2 separate regions of the Homo sapiens genome follow, and region 1 is linked to region 2. Evidence: read pairs that join two places in POLR2A ChIA-PET (ENCODE). Cell type or tissue: PC-9. All regions are shown on one strand.

What was found. ChIA-PET counts read pairs that join two places held together with the same protein. Peaks named below come from ENCODE experiments on the same cell type or tissue, not always from the same donor. Only the 100,000 strongest peaks of a DNase experiment are listed, where the experiment ranks them.
Region 1: POLR2A ChIA-PET joins it to region 2 with 6 read pairs; 2 of 35 experiments call an interaction of 5 or more read pairs at or near these places.

The regions. Positions count from the first base shown.
Region 1 is chr2:26,013,336-26,021,335 of GRCh38, forward strand. No RefSeq gene overlaps it. Among named protein-coding and RNA genes, the nearest start is that of RAB10, 17 kb to the right of the region's middle. In PC-9, no CTCF peak of the experiment used is centred here; DNase peaks (open chromatin) are centred at 566 and 4,986; H3K27ac peaks cover 2,249 bases.
Region 2 is chr2:26,296,343-26,304,342 of GRCh38, forward strand. It overlaps LOC105374334 (a long non-coding RNA gene), which reads left to right and starts at 2,707. Exons shown (of 4, transcript XR_939853.3): 1 at 2,707-7,780. In PC-9, no CTCF peak of the experiment used is centred here; DNase peaks (open chromatin) are centred at 3,449 and 6,729; H3K4me3 peaks cover 1,996 bases; H3K27ac peaks cover 1,508 bases.

The sequences.
Region 1 (8,000 bases), 280 kb before region 2:
AGGCTGACGCAGGGGAATCACTTGAACCCGAGAGGCAGAGGTTGCAGTGAGCTGAGATCGTACCACTGCACTCCAGCCCAGGTGACAGTGGGAGCGAGACTCTGTCTCAAAAAAAAAAAAAAAAAAAGTTGTGATTTAACCTTTCTAATTAAAGTTCTATACTAGATTTGCCACTAATGAACTACATGACATGAGATCATTTTGTCAGATGCTTAGCCCAGCATCTTATTCTTAACAAGCCTCCAGGAAATATTTATTATTGACATGGGCTCTATTGCCATGAACTGAGATACCTCCCACTTTCCCAAGGAGCATGCTTGAGGAAAAATAGTTGCTTTTTAGGTAACTATTGTGCTTTTGTTTTGTTGAATGCAAATGATATGAGGTGATAAACTTGGGACCATAACTGAATGGTCTGGAAGAAAAGAGGGAATTCAGAAGTTGTATACGGAAAGAGATGAAGGGAGGAAAGTTGGCAATATGGTAGTAAGGGAGAAAACTTTTGGAGGGAGAACAGGTTTAGCTAGTGGAGTGGAGGGATCTAATTAAGCTTTGCTTTATGGTGTGTGATGTAATCCTCTTCTGTCTTCCCATGAAGCCTTCAGTAAAATCTCCTTAGTCATAGGTATTTTTGAATTTGGATGTATTGGAGGGGATGCAAACAAAGTTCTCAGTTTGGACTTGAGTTGTATAAGGAGTGAGAGCAAAGACCAATCATCTCCTGGTTATATTATCAATTTTAAAATGAGGAGGTGAGGCCGGGCCTGGTGGCATATGCCTGTAATCTCAGCACTTTGGGAGGCCAAGGCAGGCAGATCACTTGAGGTCAGGAGTTCAAGACCAGCCTGGCCAATATGGTGAAACCCCGTCTCTACTAAAAATACAAAAATTATCTGGGTGTGGTGGCAGTTGCCTGTAATCCCAAATGCTCAGGAGCCTGAGGCAGGAGAATTACTTGAACCTGGGAGGTGGAGGTTGCAGTGAGCTGAGATTGTACCATTGCACTCCAGCCTAGGCATTGCAGTGAGACTATGTCTCAAAAAAAAAAAAAAAAAAAAATATATATATATATATACATAAACACATATATATATACACACACATATATACATAAATATATATATATATATATAGAGAGAGAGAGAGAGAGAGAGAGAGAGAGAGACAGAGACAGAGACAGAGAGAGAGAGACAGAGAGAGAGAGACAAGGTTTCCACCCAGGCTGCAGTGCAGTGGCACAGTCTTGGCACACTGCAACCTCTGCCTCCTGGTCTCAGGTAATCCTCCCACTTCAGCCTCCCAAATAGCTGGGACCACAGGCATGCACCACCATACCCAGCTGATTTTTTTGTATTATTAATTTTGTGGAGATAAAGCTCATCACATTGCCCAGGCTGGTCTCAAACTCCTGGCCTGACATGATCTGCCCGCCTCGGCCTCCTAAAGTGCTGGGATTACAGGTGTGTGCCACTGCTCCCGGCCCACACATTGCAATTGGTTGAAAGTCTCTTTTATCTACAAATCACCCCTCTGACACTTTTTTTTTCCTCACAATTTATTTGTTAAAGAACCAAAGTTATTTATAATAGTGATAAATTGATGAATTATTAAAGTTAGGCTGGGTGTGGTGGTACATACCTGTAATCCCAGTACTTTGGGAGGCTGAGGCAGGAGGATCATTTGAACTCAGGAGTTCAAAAACAGCCTGGGCAATATGGCAAAACCCTGTCTCTACAAAAAATACAAAAATTAGCAGGGTGTGGTGGTGTGCTCCTTTAGTCCCAGCTACTTGAGGGGCTGAGGTGGGAGGATTGCTTGAGCCCAGGAGGTTGAGGCTACAGAGAGCCGAGACTGCGCCACTGTACTCCAGCCTGGGCAACAGAGTGAGACCCTGCCTCAAAAACATAAAAAAATTATTTTTAAGGAATTATTAAAGTTAGATATTATTAAGTCAGCTATATCAGTACAAAATGTAGAGACTTATCTGCAGTTTGTGAAAAAAGGCCTAGGATTTTTAGCTGGCCACAAACCTATTAGAGCAAACATCATGACACAGTTGCCAAAATCCTAATCTACACTTAGGTTACATTAACACCAGTACATGTGTACAATGAAAAATGTGGTCGTCTTTTCTACTACACCAGGTCAAACCATGCCTGGCATATCATGCCTGATTGTGGCTCCCACACTTTAAGAGAGATTGAAAAACTGGAGTGATTAGACAAAGTCCTGACGCTGGTAAGAGAGCTATAACATCCCTCCCCTGGCAGGGGAGCCTGGAGGAAAGAAGGGGAAGGGGTAGAGCTGGCTGTTTGCCTGCAGGAGACTCAAGACAGTGGGTCCTTAGCAATGAGAATACACAAAAGGCAGTGATGGGAGAAGGGGCCCTGGAAAACCCACCTTCAGGAGTTTTAAGGCTAAAGAAAAGGAGGAAGAAGGGAATGAGTTAGTGAGAGAGTACACAGAAATTATCAGATCCAACTGTGTGGTAGTAGCCAGTGGGACAGACACAAATTAAGAGTGCATGGAATTATGAAGGGCTGGGCATGGTGGCTCACGCCTGTAATCCCAGCATTTTAGGAGGCCAAAGCGGGCAGATCACTTGAGGTCAGGAGTTTGAGACCAGCCTGGCCAACATGGTGAAACCACGTCTCTAATAAAAATACAAAAGTCAGCCGGGCATGGTGGCGGGTACCTGTAATCCCAACTACTTGGGAGACTGAGGCAGGAGAATCGCTTGAACCCGTGAGGCGGAGTTTGCAGTGAGCCGAAATCATGCCATTAAGCTACAGCCTAGGATACAGGGTGAGACTTCATCTCAAAAAAAAAAAAAGTGCATGGAATTATGAAGTCAGGACTGTGGTGTGGTCTGGGCTGGCAGACGACCAGAAAACAACTGGCCCATGTAGGTATAAATACAATTTATTGGAGACCATTGGTTTGGACTGAGCTCCTGCACTAGGTCCAACAGACCAAACCAAAATGAAGTTACTCATGCTGAAGTTTCATGTCACCAAGCTGAAATTAAGTTTATCTGACCTTCTAAGAAATCAGGAGAATGAGAGATAATAGCCAAATTTCCAAAAAGGCCAGTTTTAGCCAGCGTGATAAGGAAGTCCCCTCTGCTTTAACCTTTATGAGAAAAGTAACTTTGAAACGACGAATCCACTTTTCGTTTTGTTTCTGCTTTCTGTCTCTAAAACCAACCTCCTCTGCTCGGCTCATGGGAACATTCACTCTGCCTTGTAGAATGAGATATTGCCCAATTCTGGAATTTCAAATGAAAGCCAGTTAAAATGTTTAAACTAAATTTGTTGGAATTTTGTCTTTTGACGTGGGAATCAGTGGGAAGGTATTGGGACTCTGGTGTGAATGCCCAGAATCAAGAGTGGAGAGCTGGGCAGAGCTTGGTCTCAGGCCTAAAAGCTTTGATATCAGTACAGTTTGAATAAGAGCTGGTCCCAAGGAACAAGGCAAAGTGAAAGACACTGATTTTTTTTTTTTTTTTTTTTTTAGATAGAGTCTTGCTCTGTCGCCAGGCAGGGTTGCAGTGGCGCAATCTCAGCTCACTGCAACCTCCGACTCCCGGGTTCAAGCAATTCTCCTGCCTCAGCCTCCTGAGTTGCTGGGACTACAGGCACATGCCACCATGCCCAGCTAATTTTTTAAATTTTAATAGAGATGGCATTTCACCATGCTGGCCAGGATGGTCTCGATCTCTTGACCTTGTGATCTGCCTGCCTTGGCCTCCCAAAGTGCTGGGATTACAGGCAGGAGCCACTGCACCCAGCCTTTTTTTAAAACAAGGTCTTACTCTGTCGCCTGGGCTGGAATGCAGTGGTATGATCTCAGCTCACTGCAACCTCTGACTCCTGGGCTCAAGCAATCCTCCCACCTCAGCCTCCTGAGTAGCTGAGACTACATGCATGCACCACTGCACCTGCCATTTTTTCCGGATTTATAGAGAGAGGGTTTCGCCATGTTACCCAAGCTGGTCTCAAACTCCTGGGCTCAAGCCATCCTCCGGCCTCAGCATCCCAAAGTACTGGGATTATAGGCATGCACCACTGCACCAGGCAAGGACACAGATTTTTATTGTTCACCCACAAAGTGCTTCACATGCACTACTTTGTCTGACCCTCACGACAACCTGCAAGGTAGGTATTGTATTCCTACTGTACGGATGAGAAAAACTGAGACTCACAAAGGTTAGTTACTAGCTCAAGATCATGTATGCCTCAGTGGCAGGGCCAGGATTCAGAGCAGGGTGGCCTGGAGGTCTGAGGTTGGAAGCAGGTGTCACCTTAATGACTTAGGAATGAGGTCAGTGTCTGTGTCCTCCAATTATGGTGCCAGGCTCAGTCTCTACGAATGCCTGGAGAATATGTCAGCACTTACTGTAGCTTCATGTTTAGGCCAAGAAAAGGCTGAGATGAGATGATCCATGAGAGTTTTTCACAGAAACACAGACCAAACACAGAAGCAAAATCTTGGTCTTCATATTGCCCCAGACTTGTTCTCTTCTGGGACTGAACCTAGTGTTAGAATCCTGCTCTGCAGGAATAGGGGGGTGTCTTTACATTTCATTCTGGTTATTTGCCTAAAGCAAATCCCAGAGATACCCAGAGAGGGAAGACTTTCCTCTGCAGATGGTGGAAGATGCTGGCGCCCAGGCCATCCTATGTCATCTGTATCCAGACACAGATTCCAGATCCCTGTTCATGCCTCTGAGGACATGGAGCGGGCCTTTTAGCTCTCTTCAGAGCTAGAGTTTCAGGCATATGGTTGCTGCCCTGGATGACAAGGGTAGCACATGGGTGGGAACTCCAGATGCATGTAAGGGAGCAAGAAGCTGCCCACTGAGGAGAATGCTGGGATAGTGCAGGGCTGGGCTGGCCCAACTAGTTCAGCTCAGCCAGGAAAGGGCAGGTCAGATCTGGCTCAGCAGGGGAGGCTGTGTCGGGGAGTGGTGCTGACTCAGGGCCTGGTGAGTCAGGTGACAGCCAAGGACAGCTGTTGCCTGGGTGTTTTTAGAAAACTTTGGCTGCCAACCACTCTCTCATGGGTGCTTCTGCACCTACTCAGAAGCAGGCAGAAAAAAGGAGGGCATCTTCTGTATAAGAAGCTCTGGGTGAGGGGTATTAATATCTGGCTCTACTTATGTTGATCCTTCCCATGAAGTACCTAGAAAACGGAGCAGAAATTAATTGAGAGGCTTCCAAATCCCTTCTGAATTCTCTGAAAATCACTTATCTTTTCTGCTTAGCTCTTTTTAGGCACCTTGCCAGGTATCCAGCATAGAGGTTAAGAGAGCAGGCTCTGAAGTTAGGAGGGCCTGGGATCAAAACCTAATTTCATCATTTATAGTTGTATGACTTAGATCAGACTAAAAACAACTTTTAATTATGGAAAGCTTCAAATATATATGAATGACACACATTAGTATGATGAACCTCCATATACTCATTATCCAGCTTGAATAATCATTAACCCACTGTAACTTTATTTCATCTATACTCTACTTATCCCCTTTGCTCCCACTTATTTTGAAGGAAATACCAGGCATCATCACATTCCATCTCTTTTTTTCTTTTTTTTTTGAGACGGAGTCTTGCTCTGTTGCCCAGGCTGGAGTGCAGTGGTGCAATCTCAGCTCACTGCAGCCTCCTCCTCTTGGGTTCAATGATTCTCCTGCCTCAGCCTCCTGAGTAGCTGAGATTACAGGTGCCCGCCACCATGCCTGGCTAATTTTTGTATTTTTAGTAGAGATGGCGTTTCACCATATTGGCCAGGCTGGTCTCGAACTCCTGATGTCAGGTGATCCACTCGCCTCAGCTTCCCAAAGTGCTGGGATTACAGGCATGAGCCACTGCACCCCACCTTCCATGTCTTTTCACATCTTTTTCTTTTCTTTTCTTTTTTTTTTTTTTGAGATAGAGTCTTGCTCTGCTGCCCAGGCTGGAGTGTGGTGGTGCAATCTCGGTTCACTGCAACCTCCGCCTCCCAGGCTCAAGCAATCCTCCCACCTCAGCCTCCCTACCAGCTGGGACTACAGGTGCATACCACCTTGCCCTGCTAATTTTTGTATTTTTTGTAGAGACGGGGTTTCACCATGTTGCCCAGTCTGGTCTTGAACCCTGGGCCTCAAGCAATGTGCCAGATTTGGTCTTCCAAAGTGCTGGGATTACAGGTGTGAGACACCATGCCCGGCCTCTTTTAACCTATTTAAACACTTGTTTCTTCATCTGAAAATGGGGATGATCATAGTTCCTACATCAATGTATTATTGTGAAGTCATGCCTCTAAAGGGCCAGAACAATGCAGGAACTCCATAAATGAAAACTCATGTTGTTAGATAAAATATAAAAATACCCCAGGCATGGTGGCTCACGCCTCTAATTCCAGAACTTTGGGAGGCTGAGGCAGGAGGACTGCTTGAGGCCAGGAGTTCAAGACCAGCCTGGGAAACATAGTGAGACCCCATCTCCACTTAAAAAAAAAAAAAATTAGCTGGGTGTAGTGACTCACACCTGTAATCTCAGCTACTTGGGAGGCTGAGGCAGGATGATCACTTGAGCACAGGAGTTTGAGGCCACAGTTAGTTATGATTGAGCTATTGTATTCCAGCCTGGGTGACAGAGTGAGACCCGCCTAAAAAGAAATTAGCTGGGTGTGATGGCACACACCTGTAATCCCAGCTACACGGGAGGCTGAGGCAGGAGAATCAGCTTGAACCCAGGAGGCAGAGGTTGCAGTGGGCCAAGATGGTGCCACTGCACTCCAGCCTGGACAGAGCAAGACTGAGTCTCAAAACAAGCAAACAAACAAACAAGCAAACAAACAAAAAAGGGAGCCTCTGCAACTTTCCTATCTCTTTGCCTGTGTCCCTCTTTCCTCCTGGTGACCCTCCCTTCCAGCATCTGAGGACTCTGCCCTGCCAGCACGAGGCCCACTGCTGACATCATGACAGGGTTAGGATGACTGCCCAACCTGTCTAGGCCTCAGGATGGGCTGGGAGCACAGGTCACCTGAACCTGGGGTAGAGGGGGCTAGAAAGAGGCAGTGGAGACCCAGGAAAGAGGAACCGAGGCTGCAGCAGCCTTGGAGGGCAGGCAGGAGCCAAGTTTCAGCAGAGGTGCAGCACATTCAAGTGGCAAGGTCAGCAGAAGGTGGGAAAGAGGAAGTGGACGTGCACAAATGTCAGGTAGAGCTGGAGTCATCCTGGGAATTTTACCAGAAACAAGTGTATCAGTCACGGGTTTTGGTTGCAACAGAAACTGATATTTGGCATTTAGAAGCAGAACATACATTTACTGAAAGGCTATTGGGAAGCTCTCAGAATTACTGGGAAGGCTAGAGAAACAGGCTCAGGGATCTGGGGAAAGCAACAGGCCACAGATTCAGTCTGTTAGGCCAAGCAGTGAGTCCATCACTGCCCCTGCCGGACCCCAAAGAGATTCTGTAGCCTATAGCACCATGGTGGCCAGCACTGGACTTGGGATCCCATCCAGCTCTGGGGTCCAGAGGTGGCCCAGAAACCAAGTGCTACTGCTCTCAGTCGCCCTCACTGTGCCTGCTTCTTTGTGTAGCTGTACACCTGTAATCCCAGCTACTCAGGAGGCTGAGGCAGAAGAATGACTCGAACCCGGGAGGTGGAGGTTGCAGTGAGCTGAGATTGTGCCACTGCCCTCCAGCCTGGGCGACTGGGTAAGACTCCATCTCAAAAAAAGAAAAAAAAAAAAAAGAAAGAAAGAAATAGCATCCCTATTTGGCCTTCAAGGACACAGGGCAGGTTTGCCCTGTGGACACCAGTGCCCTGAGGGAGGGCAAAAGGTAGTGGAACCCTGAATGCATAAGCTACATGGGCAAAAGTCTGGCTTCCTCTTGGGAGTATTTTTTCTTTTATTTTTATTTTCAATGTTTGTGGGTACATAGTAGGTGTATATATTTATTGGGTACATGAGGTGTTTTGATACAGACATGAAATGTGAAAGAAGCAC
Region 2 (8,000 bases):
TGATTCTCATTTTATTTTTTCTGATTCTCATTTTATTTTTTTTCTAATGTAAGAAATACATGCTGTCCGGGCGAGGTGGCTCACACCTATAATCTCAGCACTTTGGGAGGCCGAGGTGGGAGGATCACTTGAGCCCAGGTTTTCGAGAACAGCCTGGGCAACATAGTGAGACCTTGTCTCTACAAAAAAGAAAAAATTAACCAGATGTGGCAGCACGTCCCTATAGTCCCAGCTACTTGGGAGGCTGAGGTGGGAGGATCACCTGAGTCCAGGAAGTCCAGGCTGCACTCCAGCCTGGGTGACAGAGAGAGCCCTGTCTCAAAAAAAAAGAAAAAACAAAAGTTTATTGCAGTTACATAGGATGAATAAGTCCGAGGGATCTGATTACACACACACACACACACACACACACACACACACACACAAGATGAGATGGACACGTTAATCAGCTTGACTTTAATATCAGTTCATGATGTATATATAATAAAAAATGCTCATTGTCAAAGAACAACTCAAATAATATAGAGTAGAAAAAAATGAAAAATCAAGTAGAGATACCCACTTACCCATTGATAATGCTTTGATATCTCTTCCTTTCGAGGCGCTCATACTTGTATGGACAAATGTGTCACCAGGCAGCTTAACTTCAAAGTGCATTTTAAAACTTTTTTTTTGTCTTGAATTTCAAGATATAACCTGGAAGCAAACTGTAGAAACCTTTTCCCTTAGCCTTAAAACAGACTCCATGACCCTCCTTTTCTCACGATATATACTCCCTTCACATTTATCTAATTGTATACTAGTATCTAATTGTGCCTTCCTAGAACTTCCAGGCACTAATCTTGAGACAGACAGACCAAGCCTGGAGACCCAGCTGCAAAATTCCAGAGATGACTTCAAGGCAGCTAGTTAACAACCTGGCCATTGTTGAGATGACGCCAGCCCACACACCAGGTGGACTGGGACCCAAGAGAGCCACCAGAACGAGACACACATATGTTGTATTTACCACAGTTCTTGAATGCCTTGCTTATCAAATTTTCCCTTTTTAAACCCCTGCCTTCCCCTCAAAAATTGAAGTGGTTGCTTTGGATGGGAATCTGGCTGCTTTCCCTTTACTAGGTTTTTTTTGACAGCGTCTCACCCTGTCACCAGGCTGGAGTGCAGTGGTGCGATCTTGGCTCACTGCAACCTTCGCCTCCCGGGTTAAAGCCATTCTCCCTGCCTCAGCCTCCCGAATAGCTGGGATTACAGGTGCCTGCCATCACGCCTGGCTAATATTTGTATTTTTTAGGAGAGACGGGGTTTTGCCATGTCGGCTAGGCTGGTCTTGAACTCCTGACCTCAGGTGATCTGCCCACCTTGGCCTCCCAAAGTGCTGGGATTACAGGCATGAGCCACCGCGCCCGGCCCCTTTACTAGTTTTGGATAATGAAATCACTTTCTTTCTACCAGACCTTGCTCTTGTTAATTGGACTCTGCAAGCAGCAAGCATCCACACCTGCATTCGGTTACATAGGGACCAAAATTGCATAGTATAATGCTGTTCTGGAATGCTGTTGTTTTACTTAGCTATATTGGAACAGAAATTAAAAGAAATTAAAGAATGTGTGAGCAAAAACTCAGTTACATGTAAAAAACCCAATTCCCCCTGAAGAAGAGAAAGAGCTGGAGTCCTTTAAAATCAACTGCCTGTTTTTCTGTGGCTAGTGAGCCTTCTCTCTCCCTTTCCCAGGCATTGTGAAGACTGTTTCTCTAGCTATGCAGCTGTAAGGTCACTAGACAGATAATCTCAAGTCATAAAACATGTTGTTCCTTAAAAAGTAAAAAGTAATATAATGCATGTCTCAGTTAAATAACTGTCTTTGCTTCTCGTTTCTATAATAGGCTTCCCCCTGCACAGATCTCCCCTCGCCCCACAAAATGCTTAAAAGGTAGCTTGACTCTTTGTTCAAGGCTCAGTCCTTTAAATGTTAATCCGACTCGGTCGGTGCATCTAAATAATTGAATAATTCCTCCTCAACCCCTCGGTCTCTCTGATTCTTTAATTATCCCACTGCATTTCTGGTGGCCCGTACAGGAACTGGAGACGACAGATTTACTGTCTCCTTTGCCTGGGGGACTTAGGGCCCTGGGGCTCGGGGAGACCCGGCATCCAAGGCGCGCCATGGGGGAGCTTCACCTGGATGGAGACTGGCTCTCCCCGCGTCCCAGTGCCCTGCCCGGCAGCGCAACAGAACCGGAGACTGGGCTGCAGGACGATACCAGCACTTCAGGAACCACGGTAAGGAAAAAAGGCCCAAGGCAGGAAAGCCCGTCTCATAGGGGCGAAGGGGAGCTTGATCACCTCCCGGGGACCAATCACTAATCCAACCCAGAGTGGCTGGGGGGCGGCAGGAATGGCCTGCCAATTTGGATGAAGCTTGTGTCCCCACTAATAAGGTGGAAAGGAGAAAATAGGCCGATAGAGCGGCAAGTGCAGCAAGGAAGAGCTTGCTGGCACTCTTGCCACCCGAACTGGGAGTGGGTATGTGCGTGTGAACCTACCCGGGACATGAGAGAGGCTCGTTTCGTCCAATGAGGAGTCCTGGGGTAGGAGTGGTGTGTGTATGTGTGTGAATGTGGGAGCCTAACTAGGCTCACCCGGCACATGGAGAGGCCTGTTTCATCCGATGAGGAGTCCTGGGGTAGGGGAGGTGTGTGAAAGTGTGTGAAAGAGATGGTCTCGGGAGAGGCCAACGCGGGGAGTGACGAGGGGAGGCACAGATCCCTTAGTGCGGGTTGTGTTCCGAGGCCAGTGTGGGGGAAACCAGACCTAGAACGTTGTATACGGCTGATAGGACCAGGTCCACCGCTGCAGCAGGCTGTGAGAGGGGAAGGCACGTTCCTGGCTAAGCAGCGTCCAAAACTCCCGTAATAGGACCCAGTCTGGTGGACCCGAGAGTAAAAGTGAGAGTGAAAGTGCGCCGCAAGGGAGGAAATGGGAGGAAAAGCGTCGAAACCAACTCCTTTGGAGTGCATGATAAAAAAATTTTTAAAAAGGATTTAGAGGTGATTATGGGATGAAACTGGATGCTCAAAATTTAAGGACATACTGTGAATTAGAATAGCCCTCTTTTAGTGTTGGACGACTGGCCGAAGGCACTACAGAGAAATTGGCCGTGTGTTTTAAGGTGGTGACTAGGGTTGGAGGACCACCAGGGCATTCAGACCTAGTCTTTGTATTGATTCATGGCTAAATGAATGCAGCCCTGCCTAGCAGTTTATTGTAGAACGCTCGCAGCTCATGGCGAGAGACACCAGCTGTGCTGGCAGCTACAGAGTTAAAGGGAAAGTCACAGAGCCTTGTAACTCCACAAGTAAAAAGTGAAAAGTAAAAGCCAAAAGTGAAAGTAAAAATCAGCTGTGCCAGGAACTATGGAGACAAAAGAAAAGTCTCAGGAAAGAGAAAACTGGTTTTGCAAGAACCACAGAAGGGAATAAAGACCCCTCCTCCCTACATTCCAATCTACCCCCCTTTACCAAGGCTAACTGCCCCTAAGGAGTTAAGTTCAAAGAAATACAGGCTCCCAGAAGAAAAAATCAGAGCTCCAGGAAGTTAAAGTGAAAGGTTACAAAAAAGTCAGGCAGGCCGTCTCAGGTCTGGCCGTGCCCAAGTTATGCTTATGCCTCTTAAGAGGACAAAAGGACCCCCACTAGGACCCAGATGATGCAGTCCAGCTTCAACCCCTACAAAATTGCCGAGAAGCACTTCTGCCAAAGGCTAAAGGATGGTAAAAGAAAAAGGTAACCAATATATATATATATATAAAAAAAATCTCAGAGGTGCTCCAGGGTGCAGATAAAAGCACCAACCAGTTTTAAAAAAGACTTTGTGGGCATTTTGGTTGTACACTCCGTTTAACTCTAAGGCTGCTGAAAATCAGCACGTGGTGGATACAGCATTTGTAAGACAGGCCCAAGGAGATATCCGGCATACATTGCAGAAGTTAGAAGCTCCGTAGGCGTGAATGCTACTCAGCTTATTAAGGTGGCTACCAAGGTGTACATTAACTGAGATCAAGAGGCAAAAAAGAAAGCTGATCGGAGGCTTAAGAAAGGCTAATTTACTAGCAGCAGCCCTTACAGGAAGAGAAGCTGGCTTTGCAAGGAGGCAGGGACGTGGGCGTGAACACAGTCGTGGAAAAGGCTAGTCTGGACAGGAGTTTGAAAGCCGGCCGAGGCTAGAGAGAGATTAATGCGGACAGTGCAAAAGGAAAGGACACTAGAAGGATAAATGTCAAAAGAATAAGGAAAATGGTCAATGGTCTAACACCCGAGTGCAGCGTTCGGTTGCTAGTTGTCATGCTTCAAAGGCAGATCCTGATCTGATCGGCTTAGCGGGGGCTGAGAATTTAGAGGACTGATAGACCGGGCTCCATCCTTTTAGGCCCCGGGGAGCCTATAGTCTCTATGGAAGTAGGGGGCCAATTAATGGATTTTTTGGTCGATACTGGTGCTGATTTCTCTGTGGTAACTCACCAATTAGTCCCCCCACAAAGAACTGTGCTACTATCGTAGGGGCTACTGGCGCCAAAGAAAAGAGGCCTTTTTGCAAATCCAGGAGATGTATTATTGGGGGACAAAAAGTGCAGCATGAGTTTCTATATATGCCAAATTATCCAGTGCCCTTGTTGAAAAGAGACTTACTCCAGAAACTGCAGGCACAAATCTCCTTTACACCTAAAGAGAATATGACACTAGAGTTTAGAAAGTTTAAGGCAATGGTTTTGACTATAACTGTCTCAAGAACTGAGAAATGGCGGCTCTATAAACTGTGTGCCAGAAGGCCACTGGAGGCGGACCTACACAATATGCGGGGAATGCTTTTCAAGGTACCAGGTGTATGGACCGAGCACAACCTCCCTGGACTTGCTGCAAACAGACCCCCGGTCGTAGTAGAGCTTAGCCCTTATGTTCCCCGGTACAAGTCCGTCAATACCCACTACCCAGAGAGGCAATTGATGGCATAACGAAACATTTAAATCGGCTCTGTGAACATAGGATTATACTGAAATGCAAGTCCTCCTGGAATACTCCTCTGCTGCCTGTGCAGAAGCCAAATGGTGAATACAGGCCAGTTTACAAAGTGTCCAAGGACAAGGCAAAAGTCTTTTTTCAGCAGGTTGGATAGCTAAGATTCATGGTATCCCAAGGCCAGTGCAGGCTTGGAAGTGCACGCAAGGAGGCTGTAGGTGCATTGCCCACCCACAGGTCAGGGAATTTCTAGGTGCGGCGGGATTCTGCCGAATCTGGATTCCAAACTTCTCCCTTATAGCAAAGCCCTTATATGAGGCTACCAAAGGAAAAGAAAGAGAGCCCCTCCTATGGGAAAAGGAATAGGAAAAGGCCTTCAAAGATATAAACGAAGCTCTCATCCAAGCCCCGGCGCTAAGGTTGCCAGATATTAAAAAGCCCTTTTTTTGTATGTGAATAAACGAAAGGGAATGGCAGTCGGAGTCGTAACTCAGCTGGGCTCTTAGCATCGGCCGGTAACACACTTATCCAAGAGACTGGACTTGGTGGCCTTAGGTTGGCCCCACTGCCTCAGGGCGTTGGCAGCTACTGCAATCCTTCTAAAAGATGCCAACAAGCTAGCCCTAGGTCAGAAGTTAATAGTTCGGGTGCCACATGCTGTAGTCACCTTAATGGAGCAAAGAGGACATCATTGGCTGTCCAACTCTAGAATGCTAAAGTATCAAGGGCTTCTGTGTAAAAATCCCCAGATAACACTGGAGACTGTAAATACCTTGAACCCAGTTCCCCTGCTGCCTGTGGAGGAACCCGACTGGAAGGACGGTAGGTTGCCTCGCTGCTGGCAGGACCTTCTCCACTGTTGCCTAAATACGGTGGATGAAGTGTTCTCGAGCCAGGAAGATCTCAGAGATATCCTCCTTGGAGAGCCCAGATGTTGAATACTTCACTGATGGTAGCAGTTTCATAACAGATGGGGTACGATATGCAGGGTATGCCGTAGTGACCCAACACTCAGCAGTTGAGGCTCAAGCCTTACCTTCTGGGACTTCTGCTCAGAAGGCTGAATTAATAGCATTAACCGGATCACTGTTATTGGACAAGGGGAAGAAAGTAAATATATATACTGATTCAAGATATGCTTTTGCAACCCTGCATGCCCATGGGGCAACATGCAAAGAGAGAGGACTTTTGACTACTAAAGGAAAAAAAATTAAAAAAAAAAATAAAGAGGAAATTTTGCAATTATTAGAAGCCATATAGGCTCCAGAAAAGGTGGCTGTCATTCATTGCAAAGAACACTAAATGGAAAAAAGCTATGAATCACAGGGCAACAGAAAGGCAGACCTAGAGGCTCTGCGGGCATCAATGAGCAAGGCTTTACCTGAAGAAAGACCTATAGCAACGCCTCTCCTTATAGAGCCCCCTTTGCCGGAGGTACCCAATTACTCTTCAAGTGAAACAGCTTGGTTTGGTCAGGAAACAAAAAAATATATTAAAGGTGGATGGTGGCTCTGACAGGAGGCTAGCCATCCCAGAGACAATAGCCCCAAGGTTTGTGAAGCAGATCCATCAAGGAACACACATTGGAAGGACAGCTCTAGAGACTTGGATAGGTTGGCATCTCTATGTGCCATGGCTGTCTGCCATGACCCGTGCTGTTTGTGAACAATGTCTATCTTGTGCCCGGAGTAATCCAAAACGAGGACCTACTCAACCTCCAGGAATTCAGGAAGTAGGAGCTGTGCCTTGTGAGAACCTGCTTATAGACTTTACCGAGTTGCCTTGAGCAGGAGGTTACCAGTATATGCTAGTGTTTGTTTGCACCTACTCGGGGTGGGTTGAGGCCTTCCCCACCGGAACTAAAAAGACACAAGAGGTGACAAAGGTGCTACTGAAAGACATCATACCAAGGTTTGGGTCGCCTCTAACCCTAGGATCAGACGACGGTCCTGCATTTGTGGCAGAAGTTGTACAACAGCTAACTCAACTTTTAAAGATCAAATGGAAACTGCACACAGCCTATCGACCACAGAGTTCAGGGAAGGTGGAACGCATGAACCAGACACTCAAACAGCTACTGAAGAAATTGTGTCAAAAAAACTCATCAAAAGTAGGATCAGGTCTTGCCCATGGTCCTCCTCCAAGTCAGGTGCACCTCCACCAAACAAACTGGGTATTCGCCCTCTGAGATTTTTTTCGGCCGGCCACCCACCCACCCATCATAAGACAGATTAAAGGTAATCTCTGTAAACTAGAAGAACTAACTTTAAGAAGGCAAATGCAGACTTTAAGTATGGCCATGTAAGAATGCATGACTGGGTATAGAAAAATGCCTATAAGTCTAACAGACCCAGTACACCCTTTCAAACCTAAGGATTTTGTTTAAGCTAAAATAATGGAATCCAACCATTCTGGGACCCATACAGGATAGGTCTCGTATTGTAATCATGTCTGCTTCCACTGCTGTTAAAGTTGCAGGTGTCACACCTTGGATTCACCATAGCCAGCAGAAACCAGTGGCAACAGAGACTCCCGATGATAACCAGTGGATTAACCAACAAGACCCAGATCGCCCCACCTGAATAGTCCTACGGCGAAACCCAACCACCGGTAAGAAGGACAACTGGCCTGCTCTGACCACACCGGAGGATGGTCAGTCTATGCACGGCTGAAGCTTGAGGATCCTGCAAGCTCTGCTCTAGTCACATCCTGGAAGCTGACTAGTCTACGCACAGTCGAAGCTAAGAGGACCATATCCGGATAAGTAAATGTGGATACAATTTATAAGCCTACTTACAATTCTGTCAACACTGATTGCTCTGCTGTTATGTTATCATTGCAAATGCTGCAAATGTCTATGCCCAGAGGAAGGTTTGCCATGCCCATGTATAGTATAGGCATGTTTCTATTACATACACTGTTGTCGTTACCATTTCTGCCTATACTAGAAGGGGAGAAATCTCTAGAAGGATGTCCACACTGTG